4 separate regions of the Homo sapiens genome follow, and regions 1, 2 and 4 are each linked to region 3. Evidence: chromatin contacts called from ENCODE Hi-C or POLR2A ChIA-PET data. All regions are on one chromosome and are shown on one strand. Each heading gives the region's core, a stretch centred on a gene start or an enhancer-like site at or near the end of the contact. The rest is flanking DNA. Distances are from core to core; before and after follow the strand shown.

Region 1 (5,597 bases), core at 526-3,025, 800 kb after region 3:
AAGAATTTAACAAAATACACACTGTTGGGTGTAAAATCATAAATATCTGAAGTTCTTAGAAATTGGTAATTTTCTTTTAGCTTTGCTGTGCTCTGAGCATGACTAAACTAAAAGTAATGAATCCAGACCTTGAAGACTGGTGTGTGTGTAAAAGGCAAGAAGTGAGAAGATTCACGTGTAGATCCAGGACAATCTGAATTTACTTCTGTTCAGTAGTTCCCAAAGGCTTTTTCTACATGGAGGGACTCGGAGTGACACAGCAGCTCCCTCTTGTGGGCAGATTCCCCTGTGTAAGGTGCTGGAGGCTGAGGTTCCAGCCTGCAGCCGCTTGTGATCCTGATATGTCGAGAGTTCTGGAAGACTGATGACTGCTGACCCCCTTCTTAACCTACGCCATCGCCATGCTGGTGGTGGGGATGGGGCTCTTGGCCATTCCTGCCCCTTGGCTGCCCTTCCTTGGTCTGAGGGTACGTGGGTGGCCCTTCGGGTGTGCCAGGAGCTTTGTGCTTTAGTGACCAACAGTCCCCTGATGTGTGAAGGCCCATCAATCCGATTTAAAATAAAACATTTGAAGTCTCTTCAGAGGACGGTGTGAGGATGTCTGCGTTCAGTGATGGAGCTTGGCCTCTGCCTTGCCCCTGATTGAGGCTCTGAGGGTTCAGATACAGTCTCTGCCCACTGCATGTGAACAGCCTGGTGGGTGTGGAGGGGAGGAAGCCTGTGATGATGGTGGCACTGTGAGGAAAGTGGGGATGGAAGGAGGTGTGCCCAGGAGGCAGGGCAGGAGAGTTCATGGATGTAGGGTTGCAGCAAGTCTGGAAAGCTGGGTTTGTTTTCCAGGGAGATGGCATGGGAGGTGGGCACCCCAGGCAGGAGGGGCTCTGGATATGACTCCAGAAGCCTGGTGGGCTGGAGGGGAGGGAGAGGCTGGGCCTGCTGGGGGCAGGAAAAGGGCAGACCTGTGCTTAATTTCAATTTCTATGGGAGTGATGCCCTCAAACTTAGAAGGGCTTTTGATGAGAAGCGATAGAGTATAGCTCTTGCCCTCCTCAGTGGCATCACTGATTTTTTAAAATGCATTTTAGATATTTGTATTTCTATATTAATTAGTATTAGGATTGGCTATAAGTGACAGAGATGCAACATAATAGGAGCTTAACCAAGAGAAAGGGCTGCATCCTGCACTTGCTATTGTTTGATTTATGAACTTTAGACATTAACTGTGCACTGTTAGTTCACATGGAGGAGGATTTAGCTCCGTGACGTTTCTCCAACCTTCTTTTCCTGTATCATTTAGGATTGATTCTGGGTGAAGGTCACAGCATGACTCACAGTATCTTACACACCTTGGATGTATATACGCACTTCTTATGTCGTAAGTAATCCAGAGGGAGGAGTTTGCTAGAGCTAGTCCAGAGTTCAGCCATCTTAGGGCTCTGGGTGAGTATCGCTGCAGTACAGCAGCAGCAGCTTTAGACACCACTTCTGTGTTTAAGGCAGGAACAACTGAGAAGGAGCAGGCCGTGGAGCTCTTGTCTATTCCTTTTGTCAGAGACATTGTGGAAGCCCTCAGCATATTTTCACCTGTCTTTCACCAGAACTGTGTCTTTCTCCTTGGCAAGAAGTGTGTTTTGTGGCCAGCTTTAGTCACAAAAGAGACAGAAAATGAGCCTTTCATTTTTGTGGCACCCTTGGTAGAGGGGTAGGGGAAAGGGCTTCAGGACGAGCACTGGATCAGCTTACCAAGCCTGAAACCACGCCCCCTGCTGGTCATCCTAGAGACTGAGTGGCCCATGTGCTCGTGGCCTGTGGGCCCTGGGCGGCCTCTCAGTTTCCTGCATGGAAGGCAGCAGAAGCACTTATCTGGCCCTCAGCTCCTCGGTGGTGTCAGTTTGTCTGACCTCTGTCAGTTTGTTGTCTTCTTTTTTTTTTTTTTTTAAGACAGAGTCTCGCTCTGTTGCCTAGGCTGGAGTGCAGTGGCACAATCTTGGCTCACTGCAAGCTCCGCCTCTCGGGTTCAAGCGATTCACCTGCCACAGCCTCCTGAGTAGCTGAGACTACAGGCGCATGCCACCATGCCTGGCTAATTTTTGTAGTTTTTGTAGAGACGGGGTTTTGCTGTGTTGCCCAGGCTGGTCTTGAACTCCTGGGCTCAGGTGATCCACCCATCTCAGCCTCCCACTGTGCTGGGATTACAGGCGTGAGTCACTGCTCCCAGCCTTGTTTGTCTTCTGTGTTACCAAAGTAGAAAACTTCTTCTGTTCTGTAACCTTGGTTCAATCAAAGTTCCAAATTCATAAATGGCACTTATATTATTATGACGATTGCTGAAAGTCATGCCACAGTTTAATTTGCTTTATACTTGGATTTGGTATACTTGATTTTTTGGTTCTGTTTTCTCTTTTTCCTGATTTCCTTGATTTTTTTGGTTCCGTTTTCTCTTTCTCCTGGTTTCCTTGATTTTTTGGCTCCGTTTTCTCTTTTTCCCATATTCTTGCCTGGCATGGAGTGGTAGAGCAGAGTGGGGAATGGAGTTGAGTTTGGATCCAGCGGTCGAGCAAGTGTCTCAACTCCCATGCTCAGCTTCCTCCTCTGTCACGTGGGGCAGGGAAGGTGCCTGTCGGGCGCAGCGAGCGTGGTGAGTGGTAGTGTGGGGCCGCGTGCGCCCGTGGGCCCTGAGCATCAGCACTTCTGCCTCTCCGTGTTCTCTTGTTGAGAGGGACCACTGCCTTTCTTATGCTATCGCCAGCCTTTTCCAGCTTATTCATTCTGTTTCTTGGAACCCATTTAATTCATTCTTCTTGAAATATGTGTATTTTCTATTTTATTTCAAATTGAGACTTACCTTTCTTATAGAATTTGTTTTCTTCTGGGATCTCTTGATTTTTTTAAAATTGGATTTACTGAGGTAAAATGTACAGACAATAAAACTCTTTTTTTTTTTTTTTTTTTTTTTTTTTGACACAGAGTTTCGCTCTTGTCACCCAGGCTGGAGTGCAATGGCATGATCTCTACTCACTGCAACCTCTGCCTTCCAGGCTCAAGCGATTCTCCTGCCTCAGCCTCCCTAGTAGCTGGGATTACAGGCGCCCGCCACCATGCCCGGCTAATTTTGTATTTTTAGTAGAGATGGGGTGTTGCCATGTTGGCCAGGCTAGTCTCAAACTCCTGACCTCGGGTGATCCACCCACCTCAACCCAGCCAAAAATCATTCTTCTAAAGTGTGCACTCTAATATATTCTGACAAATGTATGCCAGTGCCACACCACCAAGCAGCTGAGGTAGAGAATATTCTTACCCCAAAAAGTTTCCTCTTACCCCGTGCAGATGTCCTACCCATCAGGGCCCAGGGCGACCTTGTCTGATGTTGATGTCCCATCAGATGGTTTGTATTCAGCAGAGCACCTAGACCAGGCTGTGAGGTACAGGTCCGCCCCTGGCAGCCCATGCCTTGTAGCTTCTGGGTGGCTCCTGGCTTGGTTGCTGTGGTGTGGAGCGTTGAGTGACCTCTGCAGAACAGCAGATGGTGCTGTAGGGCCGCTTCTAAGACTCAGTGGAGGAGGCTCAGTGGCGTTCTGAGCGGTGGCCACCAGGACAAACCTCTTGTCTTTACACCATCTGTGTGTGTGTGCGTGAGTGTATGTGTGTGTGCATTCCAGTGTGCGTCCAGAAGCCAGTTTCCTTCAGAAAGCTTTCTGTTCCCTGGCTTCATTTTTACCATTTAGAGGACCTGTGAAGCAATGAGATGGAATACTTATAGCTGGTTTAATTCAGTGAGTGATCTGAATTGTAAATAAAATTTTATCAAGTAATTTATAAATTTGATATAATAAATTAAGTCTGCGGAAGGGGCTGATTGTGTTATGGAATGAGAAGTTTTGTACATCTTTTGCAATTCTAAAAATTGTGGCCAGGTGTGGTGCTCAAGCCTATAATCCTAGAACTTTGGGAGGCTGAGACAGGAGGATTGCTTAAGCCCAGGAGTTTGAGACCAGTCTGGGTAACATGGTGAACCCCTGTCTGTACAAAAAATAAAAGTAAAAATAAATTAGCCAGGCATGGTGGCACATGCCTGTAGTCCCAGCTACTCGAGAGGCTGAGGTGGGAGAATTGCTTGATCCCAGGAGACGGGTGGCAATGAGCCAAGATTGTGCCAATGCACTCCAGCCTGGGCGACAGAGCGAGACCCTGTCTCAAAAAAAAAAGTTGTGACTTTGCTGTGTAGTCTTTGTGTAACATAATTTTATGATTCTATTGTTTTAAGCTTAATATTCCAAATAGGTAATAATTATGTTAAAATGCAAAAAATTAGCCTATACTCTCATGATCTAAATATGTAGTAGTGGTTTTACAGAATATATTTCAAAGGATTGCCATTCTGTTTTATTTTTAGTAGCCAGTTATAGAAAGCATTATTTTTAAATAATGCCTAAGAATCTTTAAAGAAATACCTGTCAATGTATGTTCCAGTTTAGTATCAAATTTATATTCAGAGCTCATAAGAATTTAAAAAGTTTCCCAGAGTCTGTAAATGGGGATGGAGCTGTCCTTCAAGGGTGATAGTCCCCCTAGGTTTGAGTTGTCCTCTGCTGCTAGCATAGTACCACCTGAGCTACCTGTGGGCCACCTTCACCACCCGTGGGTCCCTCCAGCCACCCCAGGGACACCTTAGCCTCCCTGGGTCGCCTTAGCCACCCCTGGGCCATGTTAGCCACCACAGGATCACCTTAGCATCCCTGGGTCACCTTAGCCACCCCAGGGTCACCTTAGCATCCCTGGGTCGCCTTAGCCACGCCTGGGCCATGTTAACTACCACAGGATCACCTTAGCATCCCTGGGTCGCCTTAGCCACCCCAGGGTCTCCTTAGCCATCCCAGGGCCACCTTAGCCACCTGTGGGTTACCTCAGCCACCAGTGAGTCACCTTAGCTACCCCAGGATCACCTTAGCCATTTGTGGGTCACCTTACCCACCCTTTCACCTTAGTCACTCATGGTCAGCTTAGCTGTTTGTGGGTCACTTAGCCACCCCTGGGCCACTGTAGCCACCTCTGGGTGTCCTTAGCCACCCCCGGGCCACCTTGGCCACTCTGGGTCACCTTGTCTACCCCTGGGTTACCTGAGCCACCCTTGGTCACTGTCTGTGGGTGCTTGCTTGCTTTAAGCCACATTATGCTACTGCAGCTAATTAAGGTCGCTCAATTCAAGTGTCTCCTTTTTTTGGGCTCCTGCCTTCTTTTTGTTTTTCAAATCGAACACCCGCTATACTCATTTGAGAAGTGTAGACTTTGATTTTTAACCCTAAGTTGCATGGTAAAGTCACCTTTAAAGCCAATGGAAAAAGCTTAATTGAATTCATTTGTTTGAAGAAGTAGAGGAATGTTGCAAGTAGACTGAAAGTTATACTTAGTCTGTTCTGTTTGAAACCATTCTCATTCAGAAAACAGAAATGTGTTTATGTAAAGAAATATGTTACTTGACTTAATATTGTAAGGAATCTTAATTGAGAAAATAAGTAGTTGTGTTTTTTCTTTAACTGGGCAGCATTGTAGCGGGGTGGAGTGTGGGTCCCCAGGTTGGAGAGCTCTGGATTTGGAGT
Region 2 (5,152 bases), core at 442-2,941, 740 kb after region 3:
CCACGGTTGCCCCTTTGGGTGCTTCGCCTTCAGATGGGGTGAAGGGCTCACTTGTTAGCTGGCTGGCCCCAAAGACAGGCTTGTTTTCCACCAGGCAGTGACTGAAGCCGGCAGCCTGCTGCATACCGCGGGCCTTCCCCTGACCTGTCCGGGACTGCGGGCTGGCGGCTGACACCTGCGGAGTGCTTACCGCATACCAGGCTCCCAAACTTCCATCTGTGTTCGTCTTTTAAGTTTTGTTGTTTTCCAGAGTCGGAGTCTCAGTGTTGCCCGGGCCAGAGCGCAGCGGCCATTTATAGGCGCGGACCTCGGCCTCGCACACCACAGCTCCAGCTCTGAGACACAAGCGACCCGCACCCCCCCACCGCCCAGCCCCAGCCTCCAGACTGGCTGAGATCACAGTGTGCGCCACCCCATCCCTGGCTTGCGATGGTCTCTTACTCCCCACTTTACAAGGGAGGAAAGAGGCCGAGGGCAGAGTGGGCCGCCTGAGGTTTGGAGGCCAGGGCTAGTACAACCTCAATTTGACCCTGGAACCTGCCGCTTCCCCCACCCAGGTGCGGGACCCACCCGCTTGTCCACACCTGGCTCTGCCCACCGCCCCCGGCTGCTCCTCTGGGCTCAGGTCGCCGCGGTCAGGAGCTGCCAAGTTTGCCTATCAAACTTTATCTTCGTGCAGAGAACTGCAGCCTGGAGCTGGTTATTCCGGTCAGTGAAAACGTTGCATTTCTACATATGCTTATCATCATCTGTGTAAACATTTCTTGGTATAACTGTGGAACAGTCAGTAAATATAGATAAATCGAAGAGTAGGTCTATTGCATATGCTATAAAAAAATGCTTTTACTATCAACCTAAAACAAACAAACAAACAAAAAAAATCAAACAAAACCACCATCACCTAAACGTTGGTAACTGGAGCAGCTGCTAGTGTCAGTGCGGACTAAACAGGAGACGGCGGGAACCGTGTCCAGCCAGGGTCCTGGGCCGCGACCTGGTTCTCCCGGAGTCTACAGTGAGGATGACGGGCGGGGAGAGGGGGCCGGCGGGACCCGCGTGTCCCAGGCAACTCCGGGAGAGGGAGAAGCAGGGGTGGCTCGGCGGGGGCTCGGCGGGGGCTCGGCGGGGGCTCGGCGGGGGCTCGGCGGGGGCTCGGCGGGGGCTCGGCGGGGGCAGCGCCCGCTGCAGGGAGGAGCGCGGGGGCCCGGGAGCCTGGGCAGCACCGCGAGACGCCACCTCCGCAAAACGCAAACGCCAATCGCCGGGCGCCTGCGGTCCCAGCTACCAGGGAGGCTGAGGCGGCAGGATCGCGTGAGCTCGGAGGTCCACCGCGCTCCAGTCTGGGCGACAGTGAGACCCCGTCCCCAAAACGAAGGCGGGCAGAGTCTCCTCAGCCGCGCTCGGGCGGGCGGCGCCGCGACGCCAGGCCGGTCCCGCGCTCTCGCCCCACGCTCCGGAGCCGCCCAGCCGCGGTCTCTCAGCTCCGGCCGCGCTCCAGCCCCAACGGCCCCGCGCCCGTCCGCCGCAGGTGGTCGTGAGGGAGGTGCCACAGCTCCGGCTGCCCACGACAGACACGGGCGCCCCAGCGCGCGCACGTCCGGCGTCGCTGCGCCGCCCCCGCCCCCTCGGCGTGCGCGCGCCCGGCGGGCCGGCGGGGGCGGGGAGGGGGCGGAGCCGCCGGCGGCGGGGCTGAGGCGCTGAGGCGGCCGTGGCGGCGGCGGCGGCGGCGGCGGCAGCGGCGGCCAAGCGGCCAGGTTGGCGGCCGGGGCTCCGGGCCGCGCGAGGCCACGGCCACGCCGCGCCGCTGCGCACAACCAACGAGGCAGAGCGCCGCCCGGCGCGAGACTGCGGCCGAAGCGTGGGGCGCGCGTGCGGAGGACCAGGCGCGGCGCGGCTGCGGCTGAGGTGAGGGCGGCGCGGGGCCGCGGCGGCTCGGGCGGGCGCGGGCTCCGGACCCCGCGGTGGCGGCGTTTATGTAAGCGCCGGGCAGGGACTGGTGGTGGGGCCGGAGCTGCGGGCCGTCCCGGGAGCGGAGGGCGCCCGCGGAGAAGCGAGGGTGCCGCGGCACCGCCTCGCACCCACCCTCCTGGGTCGCCCGTCTGCTCCGGCGCTCGGCTCCCGGAGGAAGCTGCGCCCGGGCGGCCCCGCGTCCCCTCCCGAGGGCGCCGAGTCCGCGTGGGATGCGCCGCGCTGCGCCGCGGGGAGGGCAGGTGCGCCGGGACGAGGCTGCGCCCTGGGGACCGAGACTGCGTTTTGGGGAGGGGACGGTGTGCCCTGGAGATCGGAGGCTGCGCTGGGGACGAGGCTGCGCCCGGGGACCAGAGGCTGCCCCGGGTACAAGGTTGCGCCGGGGAACGGGAGGCTGCGTTGGCAACAAGGCTGCGCCTGGGGACGGTAGGCTATGTCCCTGGGGAGACGCTCCGCCCGGCATGGGACGCTGCGCCGGGGGACGGCAGGCTGCGCCCGGGATGAGGCTGGGCCCGGGCAGGGGAGGCTGCCTTGGGAGGGGACGCTGTGCCACGGGAGTGGAGACTGCGTTGGGGACGAGTCTGCGCCCTGGACGGTCCTGCGTGTCCTTCCGAGGGCGCAGTGTCCGCGCGGGATGCTCTGCGCCGCGGGCGGCCCGGGCCAGGGAAGTTCCTGCGGGTGCCGGGCGTCTGCAGCGATCGGGAGCAATCTGGGGCAGTTGGGGGCCCGAGGTGACTTTTGACGTGTTCACATCAGAAGGAAAATTATTGCGTGGTGGATGGGTGCGAGGGAAGGTGTCAGATTGGGCTGTGGACGCTGAAACGTGTTGGAGTCCCGATTTACACGCTGGAAAACCTAACCTAAAACGTGTTCCTGTCCAGGTTTCTATGTCGGAGATCTGCACCGTGGTGTTTAGTTCCCAGTTAATATTTTTGGTCAGCAGGTTTGGGCTGTTACTTCTGATACAGGCATTTTACTTCCTTCTTACTAACCATTATTGCATTCCGTTCTCGAAGTATAACGAAAAGTGGCATGATATCAAACTTGTTTCTTTAACGTTTAACTCCATAATTAAGATGATAGAACCGTAGTTTTTTTAATTGAGAATACAAATATGTATTTAATCCTCTTTGTTTCCTCTTAAATTTTGCCGTATGTTTTATTGCTTCGAAAGGTGCCACCCAGAGCTGCATTTTCCAAAACGCTAGGTTGTCTTAAGAGCAGTTGTTTCTAGGAGATAGAAAAGCTAATTGTCTTTTGATGACCATCTTTTCCTTGGGGTTGAGACTGCTGTATCCTTTTTGCCTGCTGAGGGTTTCCCAGAGGGGAAAGGGAGAAGGAAGAAAGGATAAAAGCTTGGCTGATACAGTTCCTTCTTGGATAAGAGAATTAACTGTCTCTCATTGCGCGGTTCCTCCGGAGGACAGGGTCCAGTATGCATGGACAGCCACAACGGGGGCTCGGTAAGTATTTGATGAGACAGGCTGAGCTGGGTGCCTATATCTTGCCTGTGGTGGAGAGGATGAACTCACACAGACTCTGAAAGGAATGCATTGTCTGTGAGTGATGCCCTGTTAGATGTCTGAGGGTTCCTAAGACTGGGTATATCCCACTACATCTACATCACATTTGAAGCTGTAGTTGGAAAGGAAAAAAGGAGGCCCTCCTGCAGGGACAGGGGCTTAAAAATAATCGATCCAGCTCTGAGAAATTGATGACACATGTGTCTCTGGTGTGACGTGCTCATGCAGTTGTTACTGGGAGGCCAAGGGGGAAGGATTAGCTATGAAGTGATAACATCATCCACAAAAAACATCTTGGCTCAGAGGCTAATTTCACTTCCTCGTGAATTTATGTATTGTAAAACATTTGAATTCTTTTAGATTTTTGGAATAAGAATTTTTTTAACTTCTATTTGTCCAGTGAATGCATAAAACAAACTTAATCCATTTGACAAATACTTGTCTGTGGCCTGTTATGTGCTAGGCCTTCCCTGTTTTAGGCCCTAGGAGATACAGTACTTAACAAGATAGGTAGAGATCAAAAATGCTTCTGGCATAAAGCAGTACATTTGTATTGATAGATTTAAAAAGATAAGCAAGCACACAGTACCTACAGAAAGGTAAAGCCTCATTCCACTCCATCCCTGGGCACTTGGTTCAAAGGCTGCACCCAATTGTGTATTGTCCTAGCAGGAGTCAAAGTGTGTATTGTATATGTTTTAATATATGACAAACCTTGCTATAGTGCATATTCTTACACGTGGGTACAAGCAAAGCCTACTAATTAGTTATTATCAAAATTTCTTAGCTGTAAGTTTTACTTAAGAACTGGGTTTTATTCCCTTGAATGCTGTGATTAGCTCTGTGATCAAACAATATAATTCAAATAGGAGGTAGTTAACTTTGGAAAGAAATAGATGAAGTTACACATTTACCAGCCTATAAAAAAGTTTAGCAAAGTTATCAAGCTTAGTTTGAAACCAAAAAGCTCAGAGAGGTCCAATTTTATTAGAAAACTCAATGGTGGCCGGGCGCGGTGGCTCACGCCTGTAATCCCAGCACTTTGGGAGGCCGAGGCGGGTAGATCACGAGGTCAGGAGATCGAGACCATCCTTGCTAACACGGTGAAAACCCGTCTCTACTAAAAAAATATAAAAAATCAGCCGGGCATGGTGGTGGGCGCCTGTAGTCCCAGCTACTTGGGAGGCTGAGGCAGGAAAATGGCGTGAACCCAGGAGGCGGAGCTTGCAATGAGCTGAGACCGTGCCATTGCACTCCAGCCTGGGCAACAGAGCGAGACGCCGTCTAAAAAAAAAAAAAGAAAAGAAAAAGAAAACTCAGTGGTTTTCTGTGTCAACTTTCTAAAATAGGAATTTCTAAATCTGTAATTTGGTGTGATGGAAATGGTGTTAAAAAAAAACCCATATTATTTTGTATGTTCATAATATGTGAGGTAGGAAAAGCAAATGGGAAAATTAAAAATTGTCCAGTGAAATCATTAAGATTCCTTCCTTATTCCTTGAGTGACTTTTCTTTCCAAGTTGACAGCTTTTTATCTGGGGTGTGGACAGGGACAGCGCAGTAGCCCACAGAGGTCTTCGTGGCAGGGCTTACCGCACCTTCCATTTGCAGAGTTTTGCTTCATCCATAGCTTGACAGCTGTTGGGCTAGGGCCATTAATA
Region 3 (5,808 bases), core at 113-2,612:
TCAAAGGGTGAACAGGCAACTTATGAAGCAAACTTTAAAAGCCTGAAACAGGGTTGTTGTTTCTCCCAGCTTAGTGGGAGTACTGACCACCCCATGCAAAACAAAGAAATGCATTATTGAAAGCAAATGACACGGGAATTGTAGCCAAAACACCAGATATGCCAGGGCAGAGAGAAAAGCTTTTTAATTAACAGGGAAGAGCTCACTCTGGGCAGTCTGCGGACACCCCTGGGAGGAAGCGTCTGCTCTCGCTGACCCCCACACCCGCCTGCACGGTGAGGCCAGTTGACACGGCGCGGTCACTCTGCTGAGTCCCCAGGGAACCCTGGAGATCTTGCAGGCCTCAACTCCAGGCTCCCTCTTCTGGAAGCTCCTGGTCTTCCTTGGCTCAGTGAGACTCAGCATTACCTGCCTTTCAGCCTGCCTGGGTCCCACCGCACCCACGTCCCTTCCTGTCACCTGCTAGGAGTACCCTGGGAACGGCCGCCCCCAGTACTGATTACCAACGTGTTTCCTGACTCAGTCCTGGAAAGCTCAGTTCTCTCTCCTATTCGACTTGGTCCCAGTGACTGCTGGCAACCCCAGACAACAGACCCAGCCCACAGGGCACCCGGGGCAAAGGCGGGCCGGGAAATGGGGGGGGGCCCAGGCGACCCCGACCCCCGGCCTCCTCCCCTCCCTCACCCGCGGCTCCTTCGCCGCCCTCGCCCCTGCCCCTCCCCCCTTCCACTCCGCCCCCGCCCCGCCCCGCCCCGGCTCCTCCCTCCGGCTCCGCCCTCGTCCCGCCCCGGCTCCTCCCTCCGGCTCCGCCCTCGTCCCGCCCCGGCTCCTCCCTCCGGCTCCGCCCTCGTCCCGCCCCGGCTCCTCCCTCCGGCTCCGCCCTCTCCCCGCCCCGGCTCCGCCCTCTCCCCGCCCCGGCTCCGCCCTCTCCCCGCCCCGGCTCCTCCCTCCGGCTCCGCCCTCGTCCCGCCCCGGCTCCTCCCTCCGGCTCCGCCCTCTCCCCGCCCCGGCTCCTCCCTCCGGCTCCGCCCTCGCCCCGCCCCGGCTCCTCCCCCCACCCCGGGGCGGCCGCGGCCAGGCCCCGCCTCACCAGCAGTTGAGCTTGCGCACGCTGTGCAGCTCCGAGGCCTTGGCCCGGGTCAGAACCATCTTCCGCGTCAGCTTCATGGCGGCCGCCCAGGCCCGACCGGCGGGCGCCCCCGGCCTCCTGATCCCGGGCGGGTGACGACTGCGCGGCGCGTGTCTCCAGGGGCGGGGCCCGCGTCGTCAGGGGCGGATCCTGAGCCGATTGGCGGCTCGGTGAGGAGAGCGGGGCGACGCGAGCCCGCTGGGGCCGCTTGGGCGCCGCTGACACGTTGGCTCTGCTCCTGCTCATGCGCGGCCTGGGGCGCCCTTCTCTGACGCGATTCTAACGCGACCCCGGAAGCGCGCAGCGAGCAGAGGGTGGGTGCAGGTGGCGGTCCCCGAGTCGGCCCAGTGAGGGCTGAACTGCTGCTCCCAGGAACCGAGCGGGGTGGGCTCGGTCCGACGCGCATCATGGCCGAGTGCCTAGGCCTGACTCTGAGCGCAGGCCTAGCGTGGATGGCATGGGCGCTACACAGCTCCAAGTTACGCGATTCAAACTCTTGGAATAAACCCAGGGCAGCCCTGGGGCTGTGTTGATTCCTTGTCTCCCTCCCTCCCAGCATTTACAGAAAAGACGCATTTATAGGAAAGACGCACGGGCAGGTCCAGCAGAGCCCTTACAAGCATTTCAACCTTTTAGAAATCAGATAAGACCCTCTAAACATCGTTACATGGGCCACAGTTACATTAAGACAGGCGTTCTGACGTTCTGAAACCGCCTTTGCAAAAAATTGTATCGGTGAGAGAAGGTTGGCCTTGAAGGAGATCTGGCCAACCCCCATCTTGCCTTTGGCCTTAAAACTGCCCTTAATTATTCCTGGATAAGCAAAGGTAACTTTGGGAGACATTTATAGTTTAAGTGATAGCAGCCCTTCCTCAAAACTAAACAGCCTTTGTAAAGCTAATGAGACCACTGAAACCGCCTTTGCAAAAATCATAACTGAAGAAATTATGACAGGGGAAGATCTCCTCACCCACCCCATCTTCCTGCTATCCTCTAAGCTGCTTTTGTTCATTCCTGGGTGTAGACCAGACTAGCCTTGGGAAGGAATTTAGTTTATAGATTAAACTGAAACAAAATTGATAATAGCCCTTTCCCAAAAAAACCCTTCTTGCCTGGGGACCAGTCTGCCTTTGTAGGACTAACAAATTAAGCTACGAGATTAAAAATTACAGTTTAGGGGCCATGCAACCTCTGGCGGCAAGAGTCTGAACCTCCCCAAATTGCTTCTGGGAATAACATCACTGTTGCAAAACTTAAGGTCAGTGCTTGAAATATTTTGTAGACCCTGCATTCAGATGCAGCAGATGACACCACCCAAACGGATAATCTGGCTCAACCATGTGTGTGATCCCACCCAGGGACAGAAGTCAGCCAGAACTCATTTTGACCCCCTATGATTTAATCTTCGACCTGACCAATCAGCACTCACCACTTTCTGAGCCCATACCCGCCAAATTATCCTTAAAAACACGGATCCCCGAATGCTTGGGGAGACTGATTTGAGTGATAATAAAACTCTGCTCTCCTGCACAGCCAGCTCTGTGTGTATTACTCTTTCTCCATTGCAATTCCGTTGCCTTGATAAATCGGTTCTGTCTAGGCAGTGGGCAAGGCGAACCCATTGGGCGGTTACACTACCAGCCTAGAAGGATAGAGGAGCATGAATTCCACTAAGATGCAGATGTAAACATTCGTCAGCCATTATTCTGGAGGTCACAAGATAAGCTACTTCCCCAATTACTCCTGCAGGTAACATCACTATTGTACCTTTGCAGGTTTCTTGCATGTCTCACACGGATGGATCCAGCTAAATGTCTTGCCAACAGCTCCTGTGGCCCCACCCAGAAGCCATGCAGCACAAAAGGACCAAAAGGACAGCTAGATTTCATCTCGCACCTAACCAATCAGCACTCCCCATGCCCTAGCCCCCTGTTCACCAAACTACCTTTGAACAACCCCTAACCCATGAGCCTTCAATTGTAACCGAGCAGCTTAGCAGCTGTGAATCCAAAATATCTGAGACAGGACTCAATCTGTTTAGAAAGTTTATTTTGTCAAGGTTAAGGACAAGCCCATGACACAGCCTCAGGAGGTCCTGATGACATGTGCCCTGGGTGGCTGGGGCACAGCTTGCTTTCATACATTTTTAGGGAGACATGAGACATCAATCAATATGTGTAAGATGGAAAAAGAAGAAAAAATATATGTATAAGATGTACATTAAGCCGGGCGCGGTGGCTCACGCCTATAATCCCAGTACTTTGGGAGGCTGAGGCAGGTGGATGGCCTGAGGTCAGGAGTTCGAGACCAGCCTGGCCAACATAGTGAAACCCTGTCTCTACTAAAAATACAAAAAATTAGCTGGGCGCGGTGGTGGGTTTCACTCGTGTCCATGTGAAGAGACCACCAAACAGGCTTTGTGTGAGCAATCAAGCTGTTTATTTCACCTGGGTGCAGGTGGGCTGAGTCTGAAAAGAGAGTCAGTGAAGGGAGATAAGGGTGGGGCCGTTTTATAGGATTTGGGTAGATAAAGGAAAATTATAGTCAAAGGGGGGTTGTTCTCTGGCGGGCAGAGTGGGAGTCACAAGGTGCTCAGTAGGGGAGCTTTTGAGCCAGGATGAGCCAGGAGAAGGAATTTCACAAGACAATGTTATCAGTTAAGGCAGGAACAGGCCATTTTCACTTCTTTTATGGTGGAATGTCATCAGTTAAGGCGAGAACCAGCCATCTGGATGTGTACGTGCAGGTCACAGGGGACATGGTGGCTTAGCTTGGGCTCAGAGGCCTGACAGTGGGCGCCTGTAATCCCAACTACTTTGGAGGCTGAGGCAGGAGAATCGCTTGAACCCGGGAGGCAGAGGTTGCAGTGAGCCGAGACTGTGCCATTGCACTCCAGTCTGCGCAACAAGAGCGAGACTCCGTCTTAAAAAAAAAAAAAAGATGTACATTAGTTCAGTCTGGAAAGGCAGGACACCTTGAAGGCCGGGTGGGGTTGTGGGGGTGGAGGGAGGCTTCCAGCTTCCAGGTCATCGGTGGATAAGAGACAAAAGATTGCATTCTTTTGAGTCCTTTCACTGAATACACAATTTGGTCTAGCTTAGTAAATCTGCATTTTTACATAAACAATAAGGCAGAGAAAGCAAACAGATAGGCATGTGTCTCCGGTGAGCAGGGGGATGACCTCCTGTCCCACACCTGTGAAGATCAGCTATCAGTTTACATTCCAGGGTGAAATTCAACAGAACTGTTTGAGGGTAAAGATCTTGAGGCCCACAAGGAATTTCCTTGTGGGCAAATTGTGAGGGAGCTTCATAGCTTTTTATCTTTGTAGCGATCTTATTTAGGAATAAAATTGGAGGCAGGTTTGCCTGATGCATTTTCCAGCTGACTTTTCCCTTGACTTAGTGATTTTAAGGTCTTGAGCTTTATATTCCTTTCACACAGCTAAGCCTCAAACCATGTTTTAAAACTTTTTCCCCTTTCCCCTTTCCTCCTCCTCCACCCTAGTCTGAAGATGTAACTGAGACAAGCTGCTTGTGTTACCTTCCATCTTGAAATACAGCCTGGGAATGTGAACCTCCACTCCGTTCCCATCCTGTGCTCTCAGGCCTTATGCACATTTAGTTTACCTGGATGCCTGTTAAGCACACACCATGCTCACTTATCTGGTCATCTCTTTGCTTGGAAGCTTCAGGGGTCAGCTCCTGAAAGGGACCGGACACCTCATTCTGTCTCCAACAAGATTACTTCAAGGCCAGAACTCACTCTCGGCCTTGAAGTAATTGAGGACTAAACTCTGATTTTTCTTTTTTTATCTTGCCCAAATTCCTAAAGGGCATGGACAGTCATGCCCTACAAACCATAAATTCTCATCAGATGGGTTTTATTTAACCTTCTATATCGTGGTGTTGACAAAAAGAGTCAAACTCTGTAAAATATTTTAAGAGATTTATTCTGAGCCAGATATGAATGACCATGGCCCGTGACGCAGCCCTCAGGAAATCCTGAGAACATGTGTCCAAGGTGGTCGGGGCACAGCTTGGTTTTTTACTTTTTAGGAAGGCATGAGACAGCAATCTAATACATTTAAGAAATACGTTGGTTTGATTCAGAAAGGCGGGACAACTCAAAGTGGGGGCTTCCAGGCTATCGGTGAATTTAAACATTTTCTGGTTGACGGTTGAGTTTGTCTAAAGACCTGGGATCCATAGAAAGGAAATGCTCAGGTTCAGATAAAAGACTGTGGAGACCGCTGGGCACGGGGGCTCACGCCTGTAATCCCAGCACTTTGGGAGGCCGAGGCGGGCGGATCGCGAGGTCAGGAGATCGAGACCATCCTGGCTAACACGGTGAAACCCTGTCTCTACTAAAAATACAAAAAACAAACAAAAAAATTAGCTGGGCATGGGGGCGGGCGCCTGTAGTCCTAGCTACTCGGGAGGCTGAGGCAGGAGAATGGTGTGAGCCCGGGAGGCGGAGCTTGCAGTGAGCCGAGATTGCGCCACTGCACAGAAAAAAAGAAAAAAAAAGACTGTGGGGACCAAGGTTCTTTTGAAGTCTTTAATGGCTGCCCTTAGAGACAATCGATGACGAATGTTTCCTATTCACACCTTTAAAAGGTGCTAGACTCTCAGTTAATCTCGTCAGGATTGGGAGGGCCTGGAAGAAAAAGATCAAGC
Region 4 (5,823 bases), core at 872-3,371, 530 kb after region 3:
ATAATGTATTCTCTAAATTCACACAGTGTCCTTGTAAAGGAGACAAAACGTTTTAAACATCAGTACTGCGGTCACATTCCTGTAACCATGACAAGCAGTAAAAATCTCACACCAAGCAAGTACTCTGTGGGAAGAGGGGAGTTCTCCAGGCTATAAATAGCCCCTCTCTCCAAGGACAAGGGGCACGCAGACACCAAAGGCGCCTGGGCAGTGAATGCCAACATGACACGGCACCATTCTTCCTATTCCAAGGGGTCCCCAGTGAGAGAAACAACAGTCCACCCACCAGGACTTGGTGATTACCATAAGTGGAAGCAAGCAAGTGCAGCCTCCAAGTGCAGACACACCGAATGGCTTTTCAGCTGACACACCGAATGGCAGTTCCGGATTAATTCCCACACTGTCCACTCCACTCGTCCACACCCATCTCTGCACCCTTCAGCAGTGCAGAGCAGGAGGAATCACAGTCAAACAAAACCTCATGGTTGTTTTCCTGACACTCCCGCTTTCACAATGCAAGCAAACACACCCCCGAGCCACTGATACAGTTGCCAGTGAATCACACACTCTGCCTGCAGACGCCCATTCTGTTTGTGGAAACGTATTCACTGCACATTTGCGCTTAGAACTCAATCTGGGCCAAAAGTTCCCAGTACAGTCCCACTGGCCTCCTTGACTAACAAACTTCAAGGCAGCTGCATTGCTAACGTCACAAACCCTAAGCACACTTGGAGGCAGGTAAGAAGAAACACAAATAATCCTGCATCGGAATAAACATTCCATAAGGTCACAAAAAGAAAAGGTGCTCTACTATGCTAAACAGACACTGACAGAGCCTGGGCTAACAAGAGCTGAGAAAAGTATTAGCCCCTCAAGCTGGGCCCAGGTCAACCCTAATTGTAAGGGTCAGGAAACTGAAGTTAAGGTGGCACTATTCCCCACCACTAGTGGTCACCTGGAAACTCCACACACGGAAGCCAGCATGACATTGTGAAACAGGTCCAACCATGACACTCTCCAGCTTAGAACCTGCTGGATTTTCCCGCAGCCCACCAGGCCCTGGAGGCCCAGCCCCACAGGAAGCCACCCTCTATAAACACTGCCGGTTTCTGGAACTCTGAGTCTCCTGTCATGCACTTTCCTCCCCCAGCCCCCGCGCCCTCACTGCTTCTTTCTTGGTCAGCCTCCCGGGGACTCAGCTCCTCTTGGATAGGAGCTCTGGCTGTCGGTCACCACTGTGGCCGCAGGGCCTGGTGCAGACGGGATAAACGATGAAGAATGCCACCTGCGCGTCTGGACAGCGTAGAACCGCAATCAGCTTGCTTCAAAATCAGATGCTACAGCCTGGCTTTGGGGACGCCTTCCTTTCTAAGGCATAAGTGCGAGCGTTCGCTGCTGTGCGTGGAACTGCGGCCGGGAGGGAGTGGCGGCGTGAACGCCGGCGGCTGTAGAGACACACCGGCCGCGGCCCCATCACCCTGCAGGGGCCTGCGGCCGCCATCCCGGCCTGCCCCCGACCAGCTGTGCGACCTCGAACACGTCGTGAGCCGGCTTCCCGGCTCGGGATCGAACCCGAGGAGTGCTGTTTGGGGTCGCAGTGAGGCTAAGGGAGGCCGCAGGTGCCAAGCGTCCCGCCTGCCGGGCGAGGGCCAACCCGAGGCCACGCGCGAGGAGCGGCCGCAGCGACTGGACAAAACAAAGACAAAGACAAAGACGGCTCTTCCCCTGCCCGCGCCCCAGCCGCGACGGCAGCTCCCGCGGCCGCCAAACGGGCGTGACCCTCGAGGAGCCTCCGTCGGGGCGCTGCCTGCGACCGTGGGCCCAGGCCGCCCGCCGAGCCCAGCGCCCTGGCCGAAACCCCGACCCCGACCCCGACCTGGACCCACCAGCCGCCCCGCCCCCTTCGCGGCCCCGCCCGCCCCGGCGCCCTCACCAGCTCCGGGAGGCTCCTGCGCGGCGGCCACCGGGATGAGCAGCAGGAGCAGCGCGGCGCCACCGAGGCGCAACCTCCAGTACGGCGTCGGCCCGCGGGCCACTCCGGGCGCCATGGTCGGCCGGTCGCTCTATCAGTCAGTGGAGCGTTACAACTCCGACTCCAGCACAAGCGGTCTCCGCCCGGAACAGCCGCGGCGCCGGAAGTGGACCTGCGAGGTGGGGCCATGCGAGTGCGCAGCCTCAAAAAGCAGCTCGCCCCGCTCCCTCGCCATCTGCCCCGCCCCTCGCCAACGGGCTCGCCTCCCGGCGCGGCTGAGGTTCAGTGCGCCTGCGCGATAGAGGAAAGGAGCCTGGTAGCGAGGAGAGCGGCTGAGGCTCAGTGCGCCTGCGCGGCGCGGATGGGCGAGGCGTGACCGAGGGGCGAGGCGTGACCGAGGGGCGAGGCGTGACCGAGGGGCGAGGCGTGACCGAGGGGCGAGGCGTGACCGAGGGGCGAGGCGTGACCGAGGGGCTCGCCGCGGCTCCTGCGCCTGCGCGGCGGGGAACGGCGACCGGCTGAGGGGACTAGGGGAGCGCGGTGCTTCGGTGGCGGAGGTCACGGTGGCCTCCATCCTAAAGGGCTGCGGGCGTCCCGGACGGCGGTCCCAAGCGCTGCTCACGCTGCTCTTAAGTGAGCCCTGGACGAGGCGCGGTGGGCCCTCATAGTCCGCGCCGGCGCCCTCGCTCCACACCGCGGCGTCCGGCCCTGGGCTCCCGCCGATGTCCGCGTGGGACTTTTAGGGGATTTGTTTATTTTTGTACGTTAACCACACTAGAAACGGCCCCAGAATGGGCTGAAACGTGTGCTGCTGAAGCTGCCACCTAAACTCCCGAGAGAAGCGCCGTTTCTCCTCCATGGCTTCTCGCCGACGCCCTCGCTGCGGCCTTCCGGGCCCCTCGGTTGATAAAAGGACTAAATAGTGACGGACATTTTTAAGGCTACTTAAGAAATGGCAAAAATACATTTAGAGGTGTGAACCCGAACACACTGCGCGCTTTAAGCCCCGCGAGAGCCGGGGCCGCCCGCTTCTGTGCGCCCGTAGCTCCTTTCTCGGGTCCGGGATTCGCCGGTGCCGGGGACAGAAACCTCCTGCCTTCTTAGTTCATGACCCTTGTAGATGAACTTCCCTGTTTTCTGCACTGCTTAGACCAGAAGACGGGAAACCGTGACTGCCGCACCCTTCCCTGAAGCAGGCACTGCCCGTCGTCCATCAAACGCGAGGACTGCGCCCACCTCGTAGGAAGGACGCCGCGGTCCTGCTAAAAGCCTCCGCCTCTGCCTGCCCGAGGGCACCCTTCCCCTCCCCGCTTCCGAGGGCGGACTCCATTCCTCTGGAGCCGGTGTTTCCGGGTGGGCCAGCCTCCAACTGCCTTTGAATAACCCCCCCTTACATTAGATTCTGACCCTGTGGTGATTTTAGGTTGGGATTTGGGCGCCTGCAGATGGCTCCGAAGCCAGCCTCTTGTGATCCGAGCCACTTCTCTGGCACTCGGAGCGCTGGCACCCGCGGAGCGGCCTTGGTTCACCGGACCGCCTGGGAACCTGGCCGGGGTCTCTGGCAGCCTCCCAGGGCTGAGGTTCAGACTCTGTTCCGCCTACCCAGGTCCACACCTGATAGGGCTGGAGTTGAGGCTTGGTTTTAAGGCAAGAGTTTCGTTTGTTATTTCTCCAAAGAGTCAGCTGTTTGCAGGTGTGTGGTTAACACTATCCTTCGAGGTTAAGGTTTTGTTCGTCTTGCTAAAGTTTGCAACCTTTTTTGTCCTTCAGATTTGGAGAAGGGGAAAGCAGTTTCTCTTTGAAAAGAAGCAGCGAATCGTGGCTTAAGCAAAATTTGTAATCCTTAAAACTGGCCAGGCTCTGGAGCTGAGTTCAATTTGACATGTCTAAACTTTCTTCTTGAGTAACCAGATTTTCCCTTACAGTCTTTTGTCACTTAAGAGAACTCATAGGCAATCGTCCATCCAAAACAAGTCTTTCTCCTTCAGGGAGGACCCATCTTTGGAAACTCCAGCTGGTTTCCTGTGCAGTGCTTATGGTGCCACCTCTCGTTATATTTAGAAAAATGGTCTCACGTAACTTGAGAAAAAACATTTCAGTGACCAAAGCCGGGTACCATTGGAACACCAAGGTAATTTACTTGTTTGCTCAATTGGAAAACGCTGGCTCTAGGATAAAACGGAATCTTTGGGAGAGTTATTTTTTATGGTAGTTGGAAGCATCCAAAAGAAGTTCTAATAAAGGTATTTATGAGAGAAAAACAAAAATTATCTAAAATAATTTCTGAATTTAAAAAAGACTACTGAAATTTCTCCCCCTCCTCCCTCAGCTCCTTCTCTTTATCCTTTGTTGTCTGAATTACCTCGCCCAGACCCACCTTTCTTCCTCCTCCTCCTCCTGTTTTGGGGCCATTGCTCAAACAGCCAGTGTCTCTCATAGGGGACAACTATGTGCCCTAGTTCATGAGTTATGGTCAAAGGTAGAACTTAAAAGTATAATCAAGGAATTTCCTGATGCTCACCAGGACCCCACTGGTTTTCCCAGAGAATTTAAATACCCGAGTGTGTGACCCTGCCTCTACTTTGGGAAAAATAATTTTTTTTTTTTTGAGACGGAGTCTCGCTCTGTTGCGCAGGCTGGAGTGCAATGGCTCAATCTTGGCTCACTGCAACCTCCGCCTCCCAGGTTCAAGCGACTCCTCTGCCTCAGCCTCCCGAGCAGCTGAGACCACAGGCACGCACCACCACGCCCGGCTAATTTTTGTATTTTTAGTAGAAATGGGGTTTCACCATATTGGCCAGGTTGGTCTTGAACTCCTGACCTTGTGATCCACCTGCCTCAGCCTCCCAAAGTGCTGGGATTACAGGCGTGAGCCACCACGCCTGGCCATAAAAATTATTTAAAATAGTTAACACGAGTTCCCATTGCTGACATAAGCTTTTGCTGATAGAGCAGCCGTGTTTTCTGTAATAAATCCCATCTTGTTACAAGGTTCCATTCCTTGGAGTCAAAAAAAAGTTCAAAGGGTAGGTGTCACTAATACGCCTGTAACGGCACGTAAATCTCAGCCTATAGCTTTTCAACTAGGTCCTTTACAAGGGACTCACATTTTCCTTCTGGTTCTATCAGCTGCCAGCCATCTTATAAAAGGAGACTTCTTAGAATTACAATATCCACGTTTCTTTCTCCCAAAGGGGGAAGACGTATTTAGAATTAGATGAGAAAGCTGAGTTACTAGACATAAAAAAAGTTTCAAAATCTAACCCAATTGCGATCCCTAATTGCCCTAGAAGACACTGAATTATTGAATAATGAAGAATTACAAAACCTACTAAAGGCAGTACTTGATCAAATATGGTCAGAGTCTTCCACTGATACTGGAAGAATCCTCTTGGCTACCCCGATCAAAGTCCTTTAGTGTAGTGGACTTATTAGCACATCCTTCAGTAGTTCTGTGTGTGAAAGTGTTGATTTCTCTTTACCTTTACTTGGGAAGGCAGACAATACACACAGACAGCCATGCTCAGGGCTACACTGAGAGTCCAACTGATGCAAAGACAGTTGTCTTACATACTGACTTGTTCTTTTTTTTTTTTTTTTGACGGAGTTTCGCTCTTGTTGTCCAGGCTGGAGTGCAATGGCGCTACCTCGGCTCACTGCAACCTCTGCCTCCCGGGTTCAAGCAATTCTCCCACCTCAGTCTCCCGAGTAGCTGAGATTACAGGCATGCGCCACCATGCCTGGCTAATTTCGTATTTTTAGTAGAGATGGAGTTTCTCCATGTTGGTCAGGCTGGTCTCAAACTCTGAACCCCAGGTGATCCGCCCACTGCAACCTCCCAGAGTGTTGGA

What was found. A loop is a pair of places that touch in the nucleus more often than their neighbours do. ChIA-PET counts read pairs that join two places held with the same protein, here RNA polymerase II (POLR2A). Pooled maps may share reads with other maps.
Region 1: a map of gastrocnemius medialis shows a loop between it and region 3 (5-fold over the local background). The contact joins the enhancer-like site here to the promoter of CFAP410 in region 3. A Hi-C loop is called at or near these places in 2 of 168 maps with a recorded cell type or tissue (gastrocnemius medialis and psoas muscle) and 2 of 50 pooled maps.
Region 2: a pooled map shows a loop between it and region 3 (14-fold over the local background). The contact joins the promoter of ADARB1 here to the promoter of CFAP410 in region 3. A Hi-C loop is called at or near these places in 6 of 50 pooled maps.
Region 4: a loop to region 3 is called in a map of CD8-positive, alpha-beta T cell, with 13 times the contacts of the local background. The contact joins the promoter of PTTG1IP here to the promoter of CFAP410 in region 3. A Hi-C loop is called at or near these places in 10 of 168 maps with a recorded cell type or tissue (CD4-positive, alpha-beta T cell, CD8-positive, alpha-beta T cell, Caco-2 and 6 more), 16 of 37 single-sample maps with no recorded cell type and 25 of 50 pooled maps. POLR2A ChIA-PET finds 5 or more read pairs at or near these places in 4 of 52 experiments (AG04450, CD4-positive, alpha-beta T cell, CD4-positive, alpha-beta memory T cell and 1 more).

What each region holds. Positions count from the first base shown.
Region 1 is chr21:45,137,001-45,142,597 of GRCh38, forward strand. All of the region lies in intron 2 of ADARB1 (adenosine deaminase RNA specific B1), which reads left to right. Among named protein-coding and RNA genes, the nearest start is that of ADARB1, 65 kb to the left of the region's middle. RefSeq lists an enhancer at 1,674-1,968. Within about 2 kb of position 1,776, at least 5 of the 41 ENCODE cell types and tissues checked have a DNase peak (open chromatin) inside an H3K27ac peak, as active enhancers do.
Region 2 is chr21:45,072,889-45,078,040 of GRCh38, forward strand. It overlaps ADARB1 (adenosine deaminase RNA specific B1), which reads left to right and starts at 1,692. Exons shown (of 11, transcript NM_001112.4): 1 at 1,692-1,905. LOC105372836 (a long non-coding RNA gene) reads right to left here and starts at 853. Exons shown (of 5, transcript XR_937796.3): 1 at 585-853. It also overlaps the pseudogene SSR4P1. RefSeq lists silencers at 1,336-1,425, 1,446-1,645.
Region 3 is chr21:44,338,028-44,343,835 of GRCh38, forward strand. It overlaps CFAP410 (cilia and flagella associated protein 410), which reads right to left and starts at 1,363. Exons shown (of 7, transcript NM_004928.3): 1 at 1,091-1,363. The coding sequence starts at 1,167. RefSeq lists silencers at 532-651, 952-1,321 and enhancers at 1,322-1,541, 3,404-4,046, 4,047-4,690, 5,433-5,808.
Region 4 is chr21:44,871,569-44,877,391 of GRCh38, forward strand. It overlaps PTTG1IP (PTTG1 interacting protein), which reads right to left and starts at 2,122. Exons shown (of 6, transcript NM_004339.4): 1 at 1,934-2,122. The coding sequence starts at 2,048. RefSeq lists enhancers at 1,243-1,743, 1,744-2,244, 2,402-3,079 and a silencer at 1,836-2,485.